Linked DNA regions of Homo sapiens: region 2 is linked to region 1. A link is a loop called in an ENCODE intact Hi-C map of the cell type or tissue named here. Cell type or tissue: tibial artery. All regions are shown on one strand. Each heading gives the region's core, and the rest is flanking DNA. Links, peaks and the distances in the headings are about the cores only.

Region 1 (10,441 bases), core at 133-2,632:
AAAATAGACAAATAAGAGGAAAAATGTTAAGTTAGTAGCAATCCTACAATACAAATATAAGCTACAGTTAATATTTGGAGTAAAATGCTTCTTTTTTAAAAGCAGTATCATATTTTCATACTGTTCACTAAATAGCCTTTTGTATTTAACAACATATCATAAACACCTTTTCATGTAGGAGGAAAATATATTATAATTTTAATGATTATGGCATTCCATTTATGGGTATACTATAATTACTCAGACAAATTCTTCACATTTGTTGTTTAGATTATTTCCAGTTTTTGCTATTATAAACACATAATGACTATTCTTGCAGTGGACTCTTGCTCCAGACTTGATCATTTTCTTAGGATAAGTTTCTGGATGTGGAATTGCCAAGTCCAAAGGTGTGTTCGTCTTAAGGAATTTTTACAAATTACTTGCAGGAAGGTCATACCCATTTACATCCTATCAGCAGCGTATGAGAGATGCCTTTCCCTTGCCAGGTAGTTGCTCTTATTTTGTAGATGTGGAAAATGAGGCTTAGGAAAGTCAAGCACAGGGCTTGCCTAAGAAAACAGCCAGCAAGTGGCGTGTCTTCTGACTCCAGACATTTTGTTCTCCCAAGCTCTCTGCTTCTCTTTGCCCTTCTATTTCTTACCAATCCAAAGAGAGTGCCTGCAGTAGTAAGTGCTAAATTAATGTTGCACTCCCGGAAGGAGAGGCAGAGGCGGCTGTGCCCTGAGTGGTGGGGTGGGCCAATCCTGGGAGCTTTGCTAACATCAGCCTTTTCCGGGTGTCTGAGGCTGACTTGGTAAATGACAGATCTGTTCTTTGGTAGCTTTTTACTACTCCTTCCTGCCCTGTACCTGGGAAGGTACAAATTGCTTCAATTTAGTCCCCATATATTAAGAATCTACCTTGTGCTGGGGCCTGGGCATCAAAGACACAACACACATACTATCTGTCTCTGTCTCTGTCTCTCTTTCTCTCTCACTCACTCTCTCTCTCTCTCTCACTCACTCTCTCTCTTTCTCTCTCTCTCCCCCGCTCTCTCCCTGTCTTCTAGGTGTTTACAGTCTAGTGGGCAAAATAGAAGGTAAAGAAATAATTGCCACCTACAATGTGTGTGTGATGCTGCTTCTGACTGTCAGCCTCCAGATCCCACAATGGCCAGAGCAGGGCTCAGGGCCAGGGTCAGGGCTGGGGAGGGGAGGAAGCCCTGCCTGCCTGGTGTGGCCTCCAGCCTCTGTCTCTTTCATTGTGTCCCTCCTGGTGCTGGGGTTCCAGGGCTCCCTTCGACATCCTGCCATAGCCATGTGTTCCTTGTCTTTCTGCTCTAGCTGAGCCTCTGCTGCCCCCACCCCAAGACGACACAGAGGAGCTACAACTCAGAGAGGAATCACTCCAATATTAGGGAAAGAAGCTGACCCTGTTCTCCACTCAGGGAATAAAACACACATTTGAGAGAGGAAGGACGATCAGAGGTGACACCAGCATGCCCTCACACAGGGCACCGCTTCAGGGCTACAATACACTTGGAATTCTCCTTCCCAGAACTGACAACTGCCGAGTTCCATTTGTTTCCCAACAGCCTACAGAAAGCTACAAGGCATAAATACAGTCTGTAATCTCCTTCCTGTCACTGCCAGCAATTCCACCAAGCACAAGGGGGACCACTCACATGACAGAGAGCCAGGACTGCAGGGAGGAGGAGACCCCTGATGGCCGCGGCCATCCTCCCAGTCTCCAACCCTCCTCTTGCCCTCCACACTCAAGCTGTGTGCCCCTTTCTAGATTGCAGGCAGAGGGACCCAACAATCTCCTTTTTGTCACCATGCAGAGCTCTTCCTCTCTGAAAGCTAATAAGCAGCACAGCAGGCAGGGCCAAGCCACAGATGCAGACAGAAAGTCAGAGAGAAATGGAAGGATGGGAAGACACGGGGCTGTGTGACCCAATGACCCGGATGGTTCAGGGAACAAGAAAGGAAGCAAGAGCTTCACACTGAAGATAAAGTTCCTCTGTCCTCACGACCTCCCCACCTCCAGCACTGTAGCTCCCACAGGCCTCTCTCTGCCTATCCAAGTTCATTCTACTGGACCCGTCTATGGACATGGGCTGGCTTCCCCACAGATCACCTTTGCCTGTTTTGCCAACTTGTGCTTAGGCTTTTTGCAGATGAGTTGGATAAGTGAAGACCGAGCCTCTGGAATCTGTGGCCAGAGACCCAAACTAAAGACTTGTCCCCTGTCCACTCTGGGAAGGTTACCCCCACTCTGGTATCTATCTCAGGAGCATAAAACACCAAGCTTTTTTGTCCCAGTTGGCCCAAGAGCCTAAAAAAGCATCTGTTCTCACTCTGGAGCCCACCAAGGGCCTCTTCTTCCGTGAGTGCGGTGATGAAAGTGTGGTTTGCCTACACGGACACGCCAGCAGTCCCTAATAGCTGATGTTTGTGAATCCTCAGGCTTCACCTCCCTGCTGGCGGGGGTGAGCTATGGAGGTGTGGCAGCCAGGACCAGCTTCATCACACATTTGCTCTGTGATGTTGGATGAAGCATGCCACCGGTTTAAATTCTGTTTCCTCCTCATCATTATTGGTTTTCACCATTGCCATCTATAAACAAGGGGCTGGACCTGACAGTGTGACATTCTCTGATCTCATTCCCTGATGATGCTTGATCGGCTGTTAAATTCAACTGTCATCCCAGGGAAAGGCTCAAGTTTCACCAAGGCAATGAGGCTGATCTCAAAGACACCAGATGCCAATCCTCTAGAAAGAGAGGGGCTCTTTGGAAGCTAAAATAATTCATCGACTTGTTTATGGTGTTTCTCCTCTGCTCAAAAGTCTACAATGGCTTGCCAGGGCCTAAAAGACAAAATTGATATTTCTTAGCTTCCATTCTTCCCCTTCATAATCAGCCTGACCCTACCAATCTTACCTAATCCCCCACTACTTTCAAATCTGAACCTTTTCTCCAGCCAGTCCAGGCTGCCACTGCCTCACAGCCAAGCACACCCCCTGTGTGAGTTCCCTGGCCCACCTGCCACGCTTCCCTTTCCTCTGTTGTCCAGGTCCCATCCAACCTGCAAAGACCAGCTCAAGTCCTGCCTTTCTGCAGCCGAATGAACTCAGCCTCTTGCCCTCCTCACCCTATTACTGACCCTTGATCTTACTCAATTTTGTGAGCCCCTGCTTTGTGCGTGAATCTTAATCTCCCCTCGATGTCATCATAAGCTTTTGATTGTGAGACTTTCATATTTCTCTTATTCCTTCCATACATACCTAGGTGAGTACTGTACCCATGGAGATCATGGAAAGTACTGTTCCTGTCACATGAAGAGGAGCTGCTACTAGAAAATATTAAATCAGATCAATGCTGAACCAGTTCAGTTGATGGTTTGCTTACTTAGTTATTATTATTCATTGCCAAAGATATTAGAGTTCTTTATATTTCAATGTGTTCTTGAATTGAGAGCTGTTGACTAAACTATGTATTATTTTGCATGCTTCCTGCAGTAACACTAAGTGAATGTGGGAGAGAGAATACGATGGGTGGAAAGGTGAAGTCAGACAACCTTGAATTCCAATCCTAGGTTTCTGTTTTCCTAGCTGTATAAGTCACGGTTTTCCTACTTCTGTAAAATGGTTACAATAATACCCAACTCACAGGATGCTTCCTGGGATTTGATAGTATTACATTAGATGTGTGATATGCTTAGCAGATAGCAAAGGGCTTGGCAATGACGTAGACTGAGTCTTTCATAAATGATGACTATTGTCATTAGTGACAATGATAGCAATAATAACTTGTTTAGATCTCATCTAGCAGAATCTTTCTCATCCTCTGAGACTCGGCTCTGTTAGATTTTCTCTCATGACCACTGAGCCCCATACAGGGTGTCTGTCATTCCTTCCTTTCTGCTCCCCTAATACCTGGGACCATATCTCCAAGACAAAGTCCAAAGTCCTTAGCCATGAACTCCAGGCTGTGTCACTGAATTATCTGTTCCTAGGTGTGTCCCTCCCACTAAGCTCTGAGCTTCCAGAGAGCAGGGACTCTGTATTCCTCACCTGCACTTCCAGCCCTGGCCTAGCATCAGGATCAACGTGCATCTATTAAATGAGGGAAAGAACGGATAAGCAGGAATGCCAGAAGCAGTCAAGAGACCTGGGCAGAGTTTGGCCAGTCACAAATTTTCTTTCTGGAGAAAGGGGCCTGGGGGAGAGATTGGTAATTGGGAATGCATCATGAAAAGCAAATGTCCGCTTTAATTCAGCTAAGACCAGCCCACTTGAAAGGGACTTTAGAAAAAGCCTTTCACTTGCCCAGCAGGATTTTCTTATTTGGGGAACCTTCAGCCCCATCAGAAGACTTTGACATTGAACATCTCTGCAAGGCCCTGCCTGTCTCTACTTTCCTTACAAAACTCAGCCTAGCCTCCTTCTCTCACTCCTCCCCTCCCATCCCTTTCCCCAGTGGTCAGACCCTCAGCCTCTGAGTCCTTGCTCTCTCCCCAAGCCAGCCTGCTTGATGACTCTGGGTTCCAAGCAGGCTCCCCAGCTCCAATGGCTCTCTCCAGAAGCAGGTGAAGGTAAGTGCATCTTGGTACAATCTGTTTGTTTTTGCCTCTGCCACCAGATAGAGTGAGCTACATTTTCTTCCTTTCCATCTCCACAGCCACATCTCAGCTCAGCAATTCCCTCCTGATCCATCTCTCTGGGGGCTGCTGCATCCTCCACAGGCTGCACGAGGACCGTTCCAGCCACTTACAGCATCCTATGCACAGTTCTCTTCACACTTAGCCAGCCACATTGTGATCGTCTGGGTACTACTCTGCCACCCCACTTGATTATATAATCCTAAATGGAATCTCAAGCCTATAGAGCTCCCCAGAGCCTAAGATGTATTTTGTACATATAAGGTGTTCAGCATATTTGCTGGATAAAGGAGTAAATACATGTATATATTCAGCAGAGGACATGTGGAGTGTATAACACACCACATGCTGATCTCCTTTACGAAGAACCATATTATCCAATTTATTATTTAAGCCTTGCAGCAACTTTGGAAAGTAGTTATTATTAGTCCTATTTTTAAAAAGGGAAAACTGAGGTTAGAAAGTTAAGCGACTGGCCCAAAGAAAACTGGTTAAGGGGTGAAGGGAAAGGGTGGAGTCCACCTGCCTATCTAGTCCAGGAAAAGCTATAAAGAGGGTGAGCTGCTTCTGTTCTGCCTCTCTTGGGAAATAAACAAGAAGAATTCTTCTTCTCATCATTTGGTGAGTCGGTGACATTTCATTTGACAAAGAATCTAGGAAAAGCCTCTCTTGGGACTAGTTTTGGGACCAGGCTCTGATAATATTGCTTTATTGAAAAAGGATGCTAGGAACTGAGCTCCGGATGGCCTTTTACATGGAGTAATTTATGCAGGAAATGAGATATATATTTTTTTAAAGAAACACACATTGATCTACACAGTCACAAAGACATCAGTGACAACACACACACACACACACACAACCCCAGAAACAGTGTCACAGACACACAAAGGCACAGATTCCAGTTCAGGGTCATGCCACACACAGTAAGCAGCCAGAAGATTCCAGGTCAGATGGATACAGAGCCCTAGGCTCACACCCACTTGCAAAACAGTCGGAAGCCTCTCTCTGACTTTTCCTTCCATGCCTTCCAGGAGAAATTGCGATTTTCCCCACACATGTAAATTTTCGTTATTAAGGAACGCAGAGGAAGCATGACATTGAAGAAATTAATCTCTCTGTGCCTCCCTGCCCTTCTCAGGGCTCTATTTCCTCCTGTGATGACCACACCGCTTATGGAGATGGTGCCAATCCGATGACCTGCACCCTGGGGCATAGCTCCCACTCAGGGAAGATTTACACCTTGTGCCTTGCAGAGGTTTCAGTCATAACCAGCTCCTGGAGGACAGCAAAGGAAGGCAACAAGGAAGGGAAATGAAATGTCTGTAAAATTCTCATTCAGACACTGCTGAGAAATGAATTTCAGAAGTGGAAGGCATGGTAAAAAGCATTTTATTTAAAATGCCTTTCTCCCTAGGCTGTTTGTGAAGAGTTGGTATTTGAAAGGACATCTGAAAGTTAGGACTTCCCTTCCAGCCATGGTGATTTTGACCTGGGCTCAAAGCAGAGCCCAGGATCCCTGTACTTACAAAATTGGCACCGAGAAACTCACGGATGCTGGAAACGCACTGGGAGCCAAGATACCTGGCCTCCATCCATAACTCTCCTGCATCAGCACGTCACTGCTCTGGGCCTCAGTTTCTCCATCTGCAAAGTGAGGTTAGGACCAGATGGTCCCTTCCACCATGGTCTGCATCAGGGGACTCCTTGCTCTGCCTTGGTCCAGTGTTAATAAGACTTTATGTACTGGGGTTATCTGCAAGATGATGTATACAACCCAAAGCATGTCCAATCCCATCCGTTAACTTTTTGTTTATGCTTCACTGTAACTTTGTGAGGTTGGTAGTTCTGGTATCAATATACCCATTTTACAGACAGAATAAGCAAAACTGAGACTTAACTGTCTCGGCTAAGGTCACAAAAATAATCAATATTGAAATCTCAAGTTGATCTATTGGGATATTCAATGGAAAGGTGACCTGCACACTCTGGGGGATCTGGGGGACACAGGGGTGATGGCAGATGACTAACTGCTCCCCCTTCCAGCTCTGCAGCCAAGTATCTGCCACAGTGATTCAGCAGTGAGGGTGTCATCATCCATGGGGAGTTCTGGGCGTGATGCTGCCCAGGAGCCACTGGGCTCATCAGGATTAAACCCCCACGAGAGCAGCGCCATCCTGGGTGGGGCGGGGAAGGTGGTCATTAGTGGGCTTCACTTCATGGAAAACGCAGAGGACAGCAGCTTGTGACTGTGTCTGCATAAGAGAGGACAAGGTCCCTCAGCACTGTCATAATGATGAAGAGGACAGGCAGTGGAGGGGGCTGTAGAACGAAAGGGCAGAGTCTGGAGGGATGGCTACCGGCACTTGGATATGCTTCCCAAAGCTCGGTCTTTCTCTGCACTGCTGTTCCCCATTTTTCTCCAGTACCCTCTAAACTCTGACAATAAACCCTAGGACCTCAGATCACCCATTCCTATGCTCAAAAACATATATATACGTTTTTTTTTGAATAAGACACATCTTTAGTGCAGGTATTCGAGACCTTTCATGACATGGCTCCTACCTAACTTCTAGCCTATGACTCTCCTTCAAGGACGCCAGGTCAGGGGCTGGCAAACCACACCCTATGGTCTGAATGTGCCTCTCCAAAACTTGCATGGAAACCTGATCCCCACTGTGGTGCTATTAAAAGATGGAGCCTTTTGGGAAGTGATTAATTTATGAGGGCTCTGCCCTCATCAATGGGATTGGTGGCCTTATAAAAAAGACTCGAGTGAGCTCCTTTTGCCCACCCCCTGTGTGAGGACACATAGAAGTTCCCATCTATGAGAAAGGAGCCCTCACTAAACACTGAATCTGCTGATGCCTTGATCTTAGAGTTCAAATCTCCAGAACTGTGAGAAATAAATTCCAGTGTTTTCTACATTACCCAGTCTAAGGTATCTTGTGACAGCAGCCCAAAAGGACTAAGACATAAACTCACAAGCCAAATCCTGAGGCTGCCTGTTTTTGTAATTAAAGTTTTATTAGAACACAGCCACGCCCATTTGTTTACTATTGTCTATGGCTGTTTCCCACTGTGATGACAGCGTTGAACATGGTCAGCCCTCTGTATCTGTGGGTTCCACATCTGCTGATTCAACCAACTGCAGATAGAAAATATTTGGGAAAAAAATTTAATCTGTACTGAACATGTGCCGACATTTTTCTTGTCATTATTCCCTAAACAATACAGTAGGACAACTATTTACATAGCATTTACATTGTATTAGGTATTATAAGTAATCTAGAGATTTAAAGTATACAGGAGTATGTGCGTAGGTTATATGCAAATACTACACCATTTTATATAAGGGACTTGAGCATCTGTGAATTTTCGTATCTGTGGTTGGTCTTGAAATCAGTCCCCCACAGATACCGAGGGATGATTGCAGTTGCAACACAAGACCTGAACTATTTACTGTTCGAAATTTTACAGAAAAAGTTTGCTGATCTCTGCTCTGGGTTATAGTTAAACTGTACTCACCCTCTCCTATACAGATTCCACTTTTAGACACCTCCAGGCCTTTGCTTGTTCCAAGACTGGGATGCCCTCTTTCCGTACTCTAATAGTTGAAATACAGCTCTTCCTCAAGGACTCAGCTCAAATGTTATTTATTCTGTGATGCCTCCTGAATTGCTACAAAGAATTGCTCATAGCTCTTTACAGCCATGGCACACTGTTAGGATGACCCCACAATATATCATCCAAACTGGAGTAATTTTGAGAGTGAAAGAGAGCACAATGACTAATTACACAGCAACTACAGGTTGCAACGGAGACCATGCCAGGCAAAGCAGGTTGTGTGGTTGCCAGCATGGAGTGCTTCTGTCATCCTGCCTCCTAAGGGTTAACTGTTTACATATCCACCTCCCTCCAGGAGGCAGCACGCTTAAGGGCAAGGGCAGTGTGGGGATTTTTTTGACCCTCAGAGCATCTTTACACAGCAAATGTGATCAATTCATATTTGTTGAGGTGAAAGAAAGAAGGGCTCTGGTCCGAAGCTAGACACAAGCAGTTTCTTTAAGAGTAGCAAGCTGGAATAACAGAGGATAGAGGAGCCATTAGCTAAATGGGGAGGAGGTGCTTGCAGCCAATGGAGGTTGCAGGCTTGTGTGTGTCTCATGGAGCCTGTATGCCTAGCTTGACAGGGCATTTCAGTACCTGGAACACCAGGAGTCACCTCACCTTTCTGCATCTCTGGCTCCTCTGCTGCCCACCCTCCTGTTCCTCCAAGCCCAGCCCATTCATCCTCTCAGCTCCTACCTTCCCTCCTGACATCTGGTCTCACCGATCCTAGGGTGTATCTCTTGTTCTACAGGGTACCATGTACATCTCAGTCCTGGGTCTATAATGATCAAAGTGGTCGTAACCTCCTGAATCTCTGCTGTGTTAGAAAAGGAGGGGTGCTAATTCAAGGGCTATAGCTTATTTCTATGGTTCCTAGATTCCCACTTTAGACTGAATACTGGGTAACCAGAATTTAAATATGCCTCTCCTTTCATAAAGCACCGGAACATTCTATAGACTTCTGCTCACTAAAATGAGAAACAGGAAACAGCAAGGGATATGAGGACCCATTTAACATTCTTGACACTCTCCATCTGTTTTCCTTTAAACAGCTAGAAAGATCTTTTTGAAGGTGCAAATACTCTATTACATGGTCATACCTCCCTTGTTTCAAGCACAATATGGCTTTCCCATTCTTGAGATCAACGTCAAAATCTTTACCATGGTCTAGAAGGTCAGTCTGGCCCTTCCCACCTTTCCAGCCTCATCTAGCTTGCTGTTTGGCCTCCATCCACCCAGGCCTTTGTGCCCTCAAACAAGCCATGCTTCTTCCCACCACAGGGCCTTTGCACAAGCTACCCATGTTCCTGGAAGGTGCTCTTTCTCCTGCTTTGCTTTCACATCTCAACTCAAGAGTCACTTCCTCAGGGGAGCTACAGTGACCTCTCAGGTAAGCCTCCTTTGTTATATGCATTTCTTAATTCAGTTTGAGAATTTAATTAATGTTGTAATTATATATTATATGTGATTATTTGAGTAATGCCTGTTTTCTCCATTAGGCTATAAAACTCCATGTGGACAAGAGTCCAGGCTTGTTTTGCTCCTCTTGAAACCCCAGCACCTGGTAGCACTTAAAAATATTACAGACACATCTCATTTTATTGCGCTTCACTTTGGTGTGCTTTGCAGATATTGCATTTTTTACAAATTGAAGGTTCATGGCAACACCGCATTGAGCAAGTTTATCAGTACAATTTTTCCAACAGCAGGTACTCACTTCATGTCTGTGTGTCACGTTTTGGTAATTCTCACAATATTTCAGACTTTTTCATTATTATATATGTTATGGTGATCTGTGATGAGTGATCTTTGATGTTATTATTGTAATTATTTTGGGGTGCCATAAAATGTACCCCTATAAGATGGTGAACTTAATCAATAAATGTCATGTGTGTGAGGCACAACAATATTAAAATTAGGTCAATTAATAACCCTACAGTGACCTCTAAGTGTTCTAGTGAAAGGAGTCCCATGTTTCTCACTTTAAATCAAAAGTTAGAAATGATTAAGCTTAGTGAGGGAGGCATGTCAAAAACTGAGTGTATTAGTCTGTTTTCACATTGCTATAAAGAAATACCTGAGACTGGGTAATTTATGAACAAAAGAAGTTTAACCAACTCACAATTCAGCATGACTGGGGAGGCCTCAGGAAACTTAAAATCATGGTGGAAGGTGAAGGGGAAG
Region 2 (10,487 bases), core at 4,195-6,694, 350 kb after region 1:
TTCTACAAGGCCAGCATCATCCTGATACCAAAACCTGGCAGAGACACAACAAAAAAACAAAACTTCAGGCCAATATTCTTGATAAACATAGATGCAAAAATCCTCAACAAAATACTAGCAAACCAAATCCAGCAGTGCATCAAAAAGCTAATCCACCATAATAAAGCTATCCCTGGGATGCAAGGTTGGTTCAACATACACAAATCATTAATTGTGATTCACCACATAAACAGAACTAAAAACAAAAACCACATGATGATCTCAAGAGATGCAGAAAAGGCTTTCAATAAAATTCAACATCCTTTCATGTTAAAAACCCTCAACAAACGAGGCATTTGTTTGAAGGAATATACTTCAAAATAAAAATAGCCATCTATAACAAAAAACCCAGAGCCAACATCATACTGAATAGGCAAAACTGGAAGCATTCCCCTTGAAAACCAGAACAAGACAAAGATGTCCTCTCTCATCATTCCTATTCAACATGGTACTAGAAGTGCTAGCCAGAGCAATCAGGCAAGAGAAAGAAAAAAAATGACATCCAAGTAGGAAGAGAGGAAGTCAAACTATCCCTATTTGCAGAAGATATGATTCTATACCTAGAAATCCCCATAGTCTCTGCCCAAAGCTCCATGATCTGATAAACAACTTCAGCAAAGTTTCAGGATACAAAATCAGTAGCATTCCTATACACCAACAATACCCAAGCTAAGAGCCAAATCAAGTATGCAATCCTATTCACAATAGCCACAAAAGAATAAAATACCTAGGAATACAGCTAACTAAGGAGGTGAAAGGCCTCTACAATAAGAATTAAAAAACAATGCTCAAAGAAATCAGAGATGACACAAACAAATGGAAAAACATTTCATGCTCATGGATAAAAAGAATCAATATAGTTAAAATGGCCATACTGCCCAAGGCAGTGTACAGATTCAATGCTATTCCTATCAAACTACCAATGACATTCTTCATAGAAACTATTTGAAAATTCATATGAAAACAAAAAAGAGCCTGAATAGCCAAGGCAATTCTAAGAAAAAGAGCAAAGCTGGAGGAATCACATTACCCTACTTCAAACTACACTACAAGGCTACAGTAACCAAAACATGGTATCAGTACAAAAACAGATACATGGACCAATGGAACAGATAGAGAGCCCAGAAATAATGCTGCACACCTACAACAATCTGATCATCAGCAAAACTGACAAAAACAAGCAATGGGGAAAGGACTCCCAATTCAGTGGTACTGGGATATATTTGGCTAGCTATATGCAGAAGATTGAAACTGGACTCATTCCTTATGCCATATATAAAAATCAACTCAAGATGAATTAAAGACTTAAATGTAAAACCTAAAAGCATAAAAAACACTAGAAGATAACATAGGAAATATCAATCTGGACATAGAAACAGGCAAAGATTTCATGATGAAGATGCCAAAAGCAACTGCAACAAAAAAAAAAATGACAAATGGGATCTAATCAAACTGAAGAGCTTCTGCACAGCAAAAGCAACCATCAACAGAGTAAACACACAACCTACAGAATGGGAAAAAATATGCATCAAAGAAAGGTCTGATATCCAGAATACAAGGAATTAAACAAATTTACAAGCAAAAAACTCCATAAAAGAGGGCAAAGGATATTAACAGACACTTCAAAAGAAGACATACACATGGCCAAGGACCACTCATTAGAGAAATGCAAATCAAAACCACAAGATACCATCTCACACCAGTCAGAAAAAGCCAAAAGATTACAGATGCTGACACGGCTGTGGACAAAAAGGAATGCTTATACACCACTAAGGGGAATGTAAATTAGTTCGGCCATTGTGGAAAGCAGTTTGGTGATTTTTCAAAGAACTTAAAACAGAATTACCATTCAACCCAGCAATCCCATTATCTGGTATATACCCAGAGGAATATAAATTGCTCTGCCTTAAAGATACATGCACACATATTTTCATCACAGCACTATTAACAATAGCAAAGACACAGAATCAACCTAAATGCCCATCAACAGCAGACTGGATAAAGAAAATGTGGTACACATACACCATGGAATACTATGCAGCCATAAAAATGAATGAGATCATGTCCTTTGCATCAACATGTATGAAACTAGAGGCCATTATCCTAAGCAAACTGCAAACTAATTCATGAACAGAACACCAAATACCACATGTTCTAACTTACAAGCGGGAGCTAAACATTCAGTACATATGAACACAAAGAAGGAAACAACAGACACCAGGGCCTACTTGAGGGTGGAGGGTGAAAGGAGGGTGAGGATGGGAAAACTACCTATTAGGTAAAGTCACGTGACGAAGTAATCTGTACACCAAACCCCTGTAACATGCAATTTACCCATATGACAAATCTACACATGTATCCTTGAACCTAAAATAAAAGTTATTTTAAAAAATTAATTAAAAAATTAAAAATAAAATGCTCTAAATTAGATTGTGGTAACAGTTGCACAACCCTGTGCAAACTGTGAGTACTAAAAACCAATGAATTGTACACTTTAAATGGGTGAATTGTATGGTATATGAATTATATCTCAATAAAGTCCGTTAAAAAAAATACTGGATATCTTAACCCTTTATCCCATCCTTAGTTAGCTGTGGATACTTCTAATAAGCCAATGTCTTTCCCCTCTACTTTTTATATTTCCCTACCTGATTTTCCATATAATTCTGGTAAGGTACAGCAGCTAAAAGACCTTGATGGACCTTAATGGGCAACTCTCCTCTTATTCCTGTATTTATCCCAGTGGATGCTGGTTTCCTGGAAAGCACTTCCTGGAAAAAAAATTACTACAAATATAAATAGGTCTAGAGGAAGCAACATATTCATGAGACTAAGTTGAGTTTCTGTGAAAGATCTAAAATTATCTTAGTAGGTTTTGGTAGTCTAATACACAGTAAAGGGAAAAAACATGAGTTCTACTTCATATGTACAAACAAAGCGCTCACATATAAAACCATATGGAATAAAACAGGAGAATATATTAACTTTATAAATGACAACTTGCACCTATTCTAGCCAGTAACAATTTCAGAAGACTCATGATTTTAGTCTTGGCAACCTGCCAGAGTACAAGCAAGTATGTGTTCCACTTGTATCTCCAAATCCGGATCAATAACAACCAGACAGATTCTAATGTCACTAAAGACTAATAATGAAATAAAACCAGGGTTCAACTCAATCATAGATTGTTCTTTCTGATTTGCAAATTCCCACTTCACACAACTAAGAAGGTAGAAAATTGTTGAGATTTGAGGGAAAGCTTGATACAAGTAATAAGAAAAATTTCACCAATTTCTTAGATCATTCCCAATTGTATTGAGTAGATTTGTTTTTCATATTTTTACCTGAAAAACATATATGCTTTCTTTGGAAGCAAGTAGGTAGCCTGAATTCATCATTATCACCATAACAATAATGAATTACACTTAAATGGCACCTCTGACGTAAAAAACTGGTTTATACAAAGATGTTATCTCAGACTTAATCCTCCCGTCTATTGGATAATTATTTCAATCAGAACTGTGAATAGTACACTTTCTGGAAAAACACCAGTTGAAAGGTCTGAGCATGTTCCAAGCAATATAAATATCCATCTCTAAGATCTGATAACTGTGTTTTTTTTTCTGATTTAGTAGAAAGTGTCTAATCACCTCATCTAACAGTACCCTGGAGTCAGTCTAATGGCCCAAACTATAGTACTACCAAACCACGATAGGTATGAAAACTGTCAAGAAACCAACATCTGAAAATAATTTAGGTACAAAAGAAACTCTGAGGAGCCACAAGGCAATGCTAGAAAAAGACAACCATATAAACGCACGTGGGATGTGTTGCCATACATGGACACATATCCACGCCCACTTGTTTTTTAAATTTAACTATAAATTTCTTAGTTGTAATTAAAGAGAAAAACATTACAGTTTAGTATTCAACCAATTGCCAACATATATGAGACAAACATTTTTAATGGTTGGGTCAAGATATGGAAAAAAATACAAAATTATATATCTATATATTTATATATTATATATATTATATGCATATTCCAGGAAAATATAAGAGTATACTAATTAGGAAGTAAAACTGGGAAAGAACTAAATGAGGCAGTTGATGATGGCAAAAAAATAACATATTTATTGGCAAAAAAACATAATTTATTAAAAAATAAATTAATGGTCTATTTTACTAGATGCTGCCTATAAAACATTAATGCCAAAATTAAGTACACACAGGAAAACACATAAATTTAGGATCCAAATTTGTGAATTCTGAGGTAGGCACCAAAACAATGTCATTTTATAAGTATAGACTTACATATCCTCCTAAGCCTAGCTCCACACTCACTTAAGTTTTGAATCAAAAGAATTTTTCTTTTTAAAAATTAATAGTTTCAATTTTTTCCTGATTAGAAAGTGACATACTTTATGACAATTTTTAAAAATAAAAAACAGAAGAAAATCACCTGTAATACTACTACCCAGAAATAATCAGTATTAGCCTCTTGTGCCATTTGTACCTAGGCTTTTGTCTATGCACATGGAACTCTTTCCATCTTTTTATTTTGCTGTATTTCTCTTCATAGCACTTATCACTTGAAATTATATTCTATATTTATTTGCTTGTTTATTATATGCTTCCCAACTAGCACAGAAGCTCCTTGAGGGATCTTTGTCTGTCTTTTCACCACTATAAGTCCTGTTTCTAGAACAATGCTGGCAATCACAGACATTCCATAAGTATTTGTTGAATACATATACATATATTTTAATTAAGATCATATCATACTTAATTTCATATCCAACTTTTTTCTTAACTTTATATCACAGACACTTTCCCTTATCTTCAGATATTCTTTGAAAATATTTTTTAGAATGGCTGCATATGGATATGTCACAATTTACTCAAGCATCCCCTACTATTGGGTATTTAAGGCTATTTCCAATTATTTTACAGTTCTAAATTATGCTGAGATATAAGTAAATCTTTATCTGTATTTTTTACCTGTATTTTTTTAAATCATGTATTAGAAATTAATTTACCTCTCTGGTAAGAAAGCTTTTCCTTCCATCATCTGGAAACACTGATCCCTTTTTTTTAATCACGGTTTTAAAGGATGCTAGCCGGTGACGTGCCTGTTTCATAGTTTCACTAAGCTGCCAGGGAAAGGGGGAAGAAAGCAAACAAAAGCAGGATAAGTTTTAATTCCAAATGCACTAAGTGTTCCAACAGGAAAACAGGTCCCTATTATTAAAAAATGCCAGATCTAAGACAACAGGATTACTTGCAAAGGAGACTTTGATGTGCTGATAGTGTGGTACAACATTATTGTCATTATTCTAGAGATTGTACTTTGTAACTTGGTTTAAGGGCGGTTACTCAAACTGTTTTTTAAGAAATAATGTATACTTTATATAAAGCATGTACACAAAAATATGAAAACCTAAAGTCTGAATTAATACACTTGGAGATCACTGACCAGACACATTCCTTACCTTCTATCCACCTTTGTCAATAAGGAGTTATTTCTTCAAGTGCTCCATATATGCTTAATTGCTTTCATCACTGCTTGCTAGGACTCTATTCCTAGTTTCCTTAAAGCCCTTTTATCCCCAATTTACATGACTCCTTTCACCACCCTCAACATTTGAAGACCATAGCTACTTAAAGTCTTTTCTTGAATCTCCCTTCCTCTTCCTCCAAGAAGCCTTCCTAAATTAACTTAGAACACAAATTCAAACATTTCAAAAGAACCAATTTGTTTCAACTACTTTAAGTAACACCTAATAAATGACTACTAATATTAAATGTTGATTTCGTGTTCATTCCTTATCTCCAGAAATTTCAGTATGCGGCTATTTTGATTTCTTTTTCAGAGAAGCACAGCCTATTTTATATCTCACAAATTTGCAAAGAATATCTCATTAGGGAAACAAATAAAACATATATCATTTTTAAGATAAGCACTGTAGGCCAGCCGTGGTGGCTCACACCTGTAATCCCAGCACTTTGGGAGGCCAAGGCAGGCGGATCACCTGAGGTCAGGAGTTCGAGACCGAGACTAGCCTGACCAATGTGGTGAAACCCCATCTCTACTAAAAATAAAAAAATTAGCCGGGCATGGTGGTGCACACCTGTAATCCCAGCTACTCAGGAGGCTGAGGCGGGAGAACTGCTTGAACCCAGGAGGCAGAGGCTGCAGTGAGACGAGATAGCGCCACTGCACTCCAGCCTGGGCAACAGAGACTCCATCTTAAAAAAATAAATAAATTAAAATTAAAATTGAAAAATAAAGATAAGCACTGTATCACGTGGAGGAAAAGTATATCCTGTACTAGTCAGTAAAATTATGGCAAAGCCAAGATCGCTACTAATCCACTCATTGGAAGTTTAATAATATCAATTATCCCTTGAAGAGAAATGATGGTTATGACTTCTCTACAGAAAATACAAAAAAAATTTGCTGTAGTGGCACACGCCTGTAGTCTGTTACTCAAGAGGCTGAGGTAGGAGAGGTGGAAGGATTGCTTGAGCCTGGAGTTCAAGGCTGCAGTGAGCCAAGATTGCGCCACCGCACCCTAACCTGGACGACAGAGCAAGACTCTGTCTTAAAAAAAAATAAAATAAATTTTATGGCTTTATTAATAATTACCTAAGGATGAAAACACTCTACTCTACCAGCCCAGATTTTTTTACAGCACATCACCTCTATTTAAGCTTGTTTTCAGAGGTCTATAACTCTGTCCAGAGAAATCAGATTGAAACATACTACTCTTTGTTTTGCCAAGCGGAAGACTTCTAGATTTGGTCAGCTGCGGAGTGGCCAAAGGGAATCAAGATAGAGCTGTTCACAATGCAAAAAGAGATATGTGTAGTTGAAATTATAAAAAAAAAAAAATAGCCCCATGACTATGCCTCCTTTTATTCATTGACACTTAAGGTAGGTGTTATTACCCTGCACCATGTGACCAAGGATTCAAAAATCCCCATTGTAACAAATTTGAAATAGGGATTCAGAATTTTCATTTCCCATCAAGTCCAAACCTCTATTAGAGTCACATTGATTATAGGCCCTTAAGCAGGATATTTCAACTGCTCCAAAAGCTAGAATATACATTATTTTTCTTCTGTTTCTCTGTAGTTACCATAACCCTTCACCAAGCCTCAATCTTGGAAAGGCTTTTTCAATGACATGCTTTGAGGACTGTCATTGGGTGAATAATGGCCACCCAAAGATACCAGGTGTTAATCCCTAGAACCTGTAAATATTACTTTATAAGAAAAAAGGGCCTTTGCAAATGTGATTAAGTTAAGGATCTTGAGATCTTAAGGACATTGAGAAGATAATCCTGGATTATCCATACGGGTCCTAAATGCCATCAAAAGTGTCCTTACGAGAGAGGTAGAGGAAGATTCAACATACAGAAAAGGAGGTGATGTGAAAATGGCATGCAGAAATTGATGTGATGCAGCCACAAGAAAAGGAATGCCAGCAGACACCAAAAGCTGGAAATGTCAAGAAACAAACTTTCCCCTAGAACCTGAGGATGGAGCACAGCCCTGAGGACACCTTCGTTTTGGTTTAGTGAAGTGGATTCTGGACTTCTGGCCTCCAGAACTGAGAGATAATAAATTTCTGTAATTTTTTAAGTTATTAACTTTGAGGTAATGTGTTACAGCAGCCACCAGAAACTAATACAAAGACTAAAGTTAATGTTAACAAGCAATTTAACAAAAACATAGAACCCAGGGGGATATTATAAATTAAATTATGCAATAATTCAAATAAACAAGTAGATAAGCACATTTCTCTGCAAGATGATGTTGGTCATTACATATATATGTAATTGTGTGAATGTCTGTGGTATATATATACATTTGTATGTATACTTACATATATGTTTAAATGTACATATGCATATGTGCATGTGTTGTATGTGTGTAAATACTCAAAACATAAAATTTGACCAAAAGTCTTTTCTATCTAGAACCTTAGGCACACTATTGATTCTTTTGTAGTTAACTGTTATTAACAGACTACGATTAAATCTCTAAGGCTTAGATTCCCTGATGAAGATGAATTACTCATAATTAGATAAATAATTAGATAAATAGAAAACCTAGCAAATGAAAAATCAATATAACTCCAGATAAAACAAAAAGCCATACATAGACGGAAACATAATCATAGTTTACTCATAGATCAGCTGTGACTAATGTTTATATAGTCATAACAACATAAATGTTTAATATAGATCTAAGCAAAATTACAATATAACTATAAAGAGAGGACGGGAGTGGAAAGAGTGCATGTGTAGTGGTGGCAGGGGAGAGAAAGAGGAATAAATCCTCATCCTTCCTAGTGGTAAATCAATAAAAAATGCCTAAATTTTTTTTAATTAAGAAGGAGTATTACTAGCATGTTGCTCAGAAATATGAATATTAACACCAAAAGACAAAACTAAAAGAATGCAAATAGTTGCTTCTGAGGAAGATGAGGAAATGTGCAAAGTACTTATCTTTTTTAATAACAATGCATGCAACTATTTACTTTACTTGTTCAAACTATGTACATATATACTTTCAATAAAACTCAGTGTAAAAAATGAGAAAAAAAATCCCAGACAATATCCCTCAAAAAGCTTCCTCTCATGAACAACATAAACATATAAATGCATTTTTGGTTCTCATATTGCATATATAAATACATATGTACATATATCAGACCTCAGGAATATCCTACAGAACATGGGCCTAAATTTTAGCTTGGAGCAGTTTGTTATTACCGACCTTCTGAAGCCTACTTCTGTCAACTCATCAAAGTCATTCTCCATCCAGCTTTGTTCTGTTGCTGGCGAGGAGCTGTGACCCTTTGGAGAAGAGATGCCCTGGTTTTTAGAATTTTCAGCTTTTCTGCTCTGGTTTCTCCACATCTTTGTGGTTTTATCTACCTTTGGTCTTTGATGATGGTGACCTACAGATGGGGTTTTGGTGTGGATGTCCTTTTTGTTGATGTCGATGCTATTCCTTTCTGTTTGTTAGTTTTCCTAACTAACAAACCATTGCCAACAAAACTTTGCTTGCACTGACCCCTAGAGACTATATCCCAGGTATACCAGACAACCAATCACAGTGCCTTCTAAGGAATACTGCCAGGCCTACAAGCCCTATTAAAGGGGCGGCCTTAGGCAACTTCCTCCCTAGCCTTAGCTGACTGGAGCAAGGGTTGTGTAGTAATATGTCAAATAAAAATAGGCCTTGATGCAATGTCTTCTGCACACCAAAAAAAATGTCTATTTTGCACACAGAAACATAACTTTAACAATTAGCAAAAGCACTTCTTTGTAACAAAACGAAAATTGTAATATATAAATTTTGAGATTTAAATCTTAAAATCTAAAGCAAACTATGATTAGATAGTAAAATTTAAAGCATCAAGCAAATATGAAGGATAAAATTTGAGAAATATAGATATCTAACTAGGACACTGTTCATATTTTCTTCAGTTCTTTTTAACTTGTTTGTGTAATTTTTTAGCCAATCAAGAATAAGATAGAATTTACATGTAACTGTATAAACAAAACAATTAGTAATACTATGTAGGTCATGGGAAAAGAGTATAGATGAGATCTAATATTTATAGAATTTTACCTACTTTATTATCATGGAGGACTAATACCAATGTAAAGTGTATTGTTAAGGCCATAAAAATCTAATCAAAGTTGAATTCTATTCAAGTATAATGTAGTTTATTTGCAAATGATATCATACTGATTTTTAAATGTGTTAGACTTTTCAGTGGCCAGAAAATACCATACATTAAAAGTTGAACTCACATGAGCCACTTTTTATAGCCCATGAATCCCAGTGCAATGCAGCGAGTTGCATTATCTTTCTTTTGTCACAATTGCTATCAATCTATAAGATGGCCAGTAATGTAGACCTAATGCAAAAAGGCAAGCTGGGCCAATAAATATTCCTTACCTCAGATAATAAACTAGGAAATATCCAGAGAAAAGTTAGAGAGAGGACTTGAACATAAAAGGTCCTAAACTGGAAAAAAGAGGCTAACGGGTCCTCAAGTATACCAAAGTTATGAAGCTGTGATGAGGAGATGACAATACCAGTTAATGGTAGAGAAATGAGAAAATAAGAGGGAAGCATACATGTAGAAACAAGGTGACCAACTATACTAGTTTACCTAGAACTGTCTCAGTTTTAGCACTGAAAAGTCCCATGTCCTGGAAACCCCTCGATCTTAGACCAATAGGGAAGGTTGGTCACCCTATGAGAAGAACTGAATCAATCAAGCTACTGATTAAATATTAGTGTGAAGATCAAATATCTCATGCTCTTGGGGTCACTGGAGCTCACATCCAGAAAAACTCACATCCAGAAAAACTCTCCAGTTGCATTCCTCAAAGGAGTTTGGATTTGTGTGAGATTCTGAT

The links. A loop is a pair of places that touch in the nucleus more often than their neighbours do. Peaks named below come from ENCODE experiments on the same cell type or tissue, not always from the same donor. Only the 100,000 strongest peaks of a DNase experiment are listed, where the experiment ranks them.
Region 2: it touches region 1 in a loop (2.7-fold over the local background); 1 of 110 quality-filtered maps calls a loop at or near these places.

What each region holds. Positions count from the first base shown.
Region 1 is chr11:125,318,921-125,329,361 of GRCh38, reverse strand. All of the region lies in intron 2 of PKNOX2 (PBX/knotted 1 homeobox 2), which reads right to left. Among named protein-coding and RNA genes, the nearest start is that of PKNOX2-AS1, 57 kb to the right of the region's middle. In tibial artery, for the core only: no CTCF peak of the experiment used is centred there; a DNase peak (open chromatin) is centred at 1,241.
Region 2 is chr11:124,969,801-124,980,287 of GRCh38, reverse strand. CCDC15 (coiled-coil domain containing 15) reads right to left here. Exons shown (of 16, transcript NM_025004.3): 5 at 5,079-5,192; 6 at 2,688-2,810. Among named protein-coding and RNA genes, the nearest start is that of CCDC15, 21 kb to the right of the region's middle. RefSeq lists a silencer at 3,069-3,269. In tibial artery, for the core only: no CTCF peak of the experiment used is centred there; no DNase peak of the experiment used is centred there.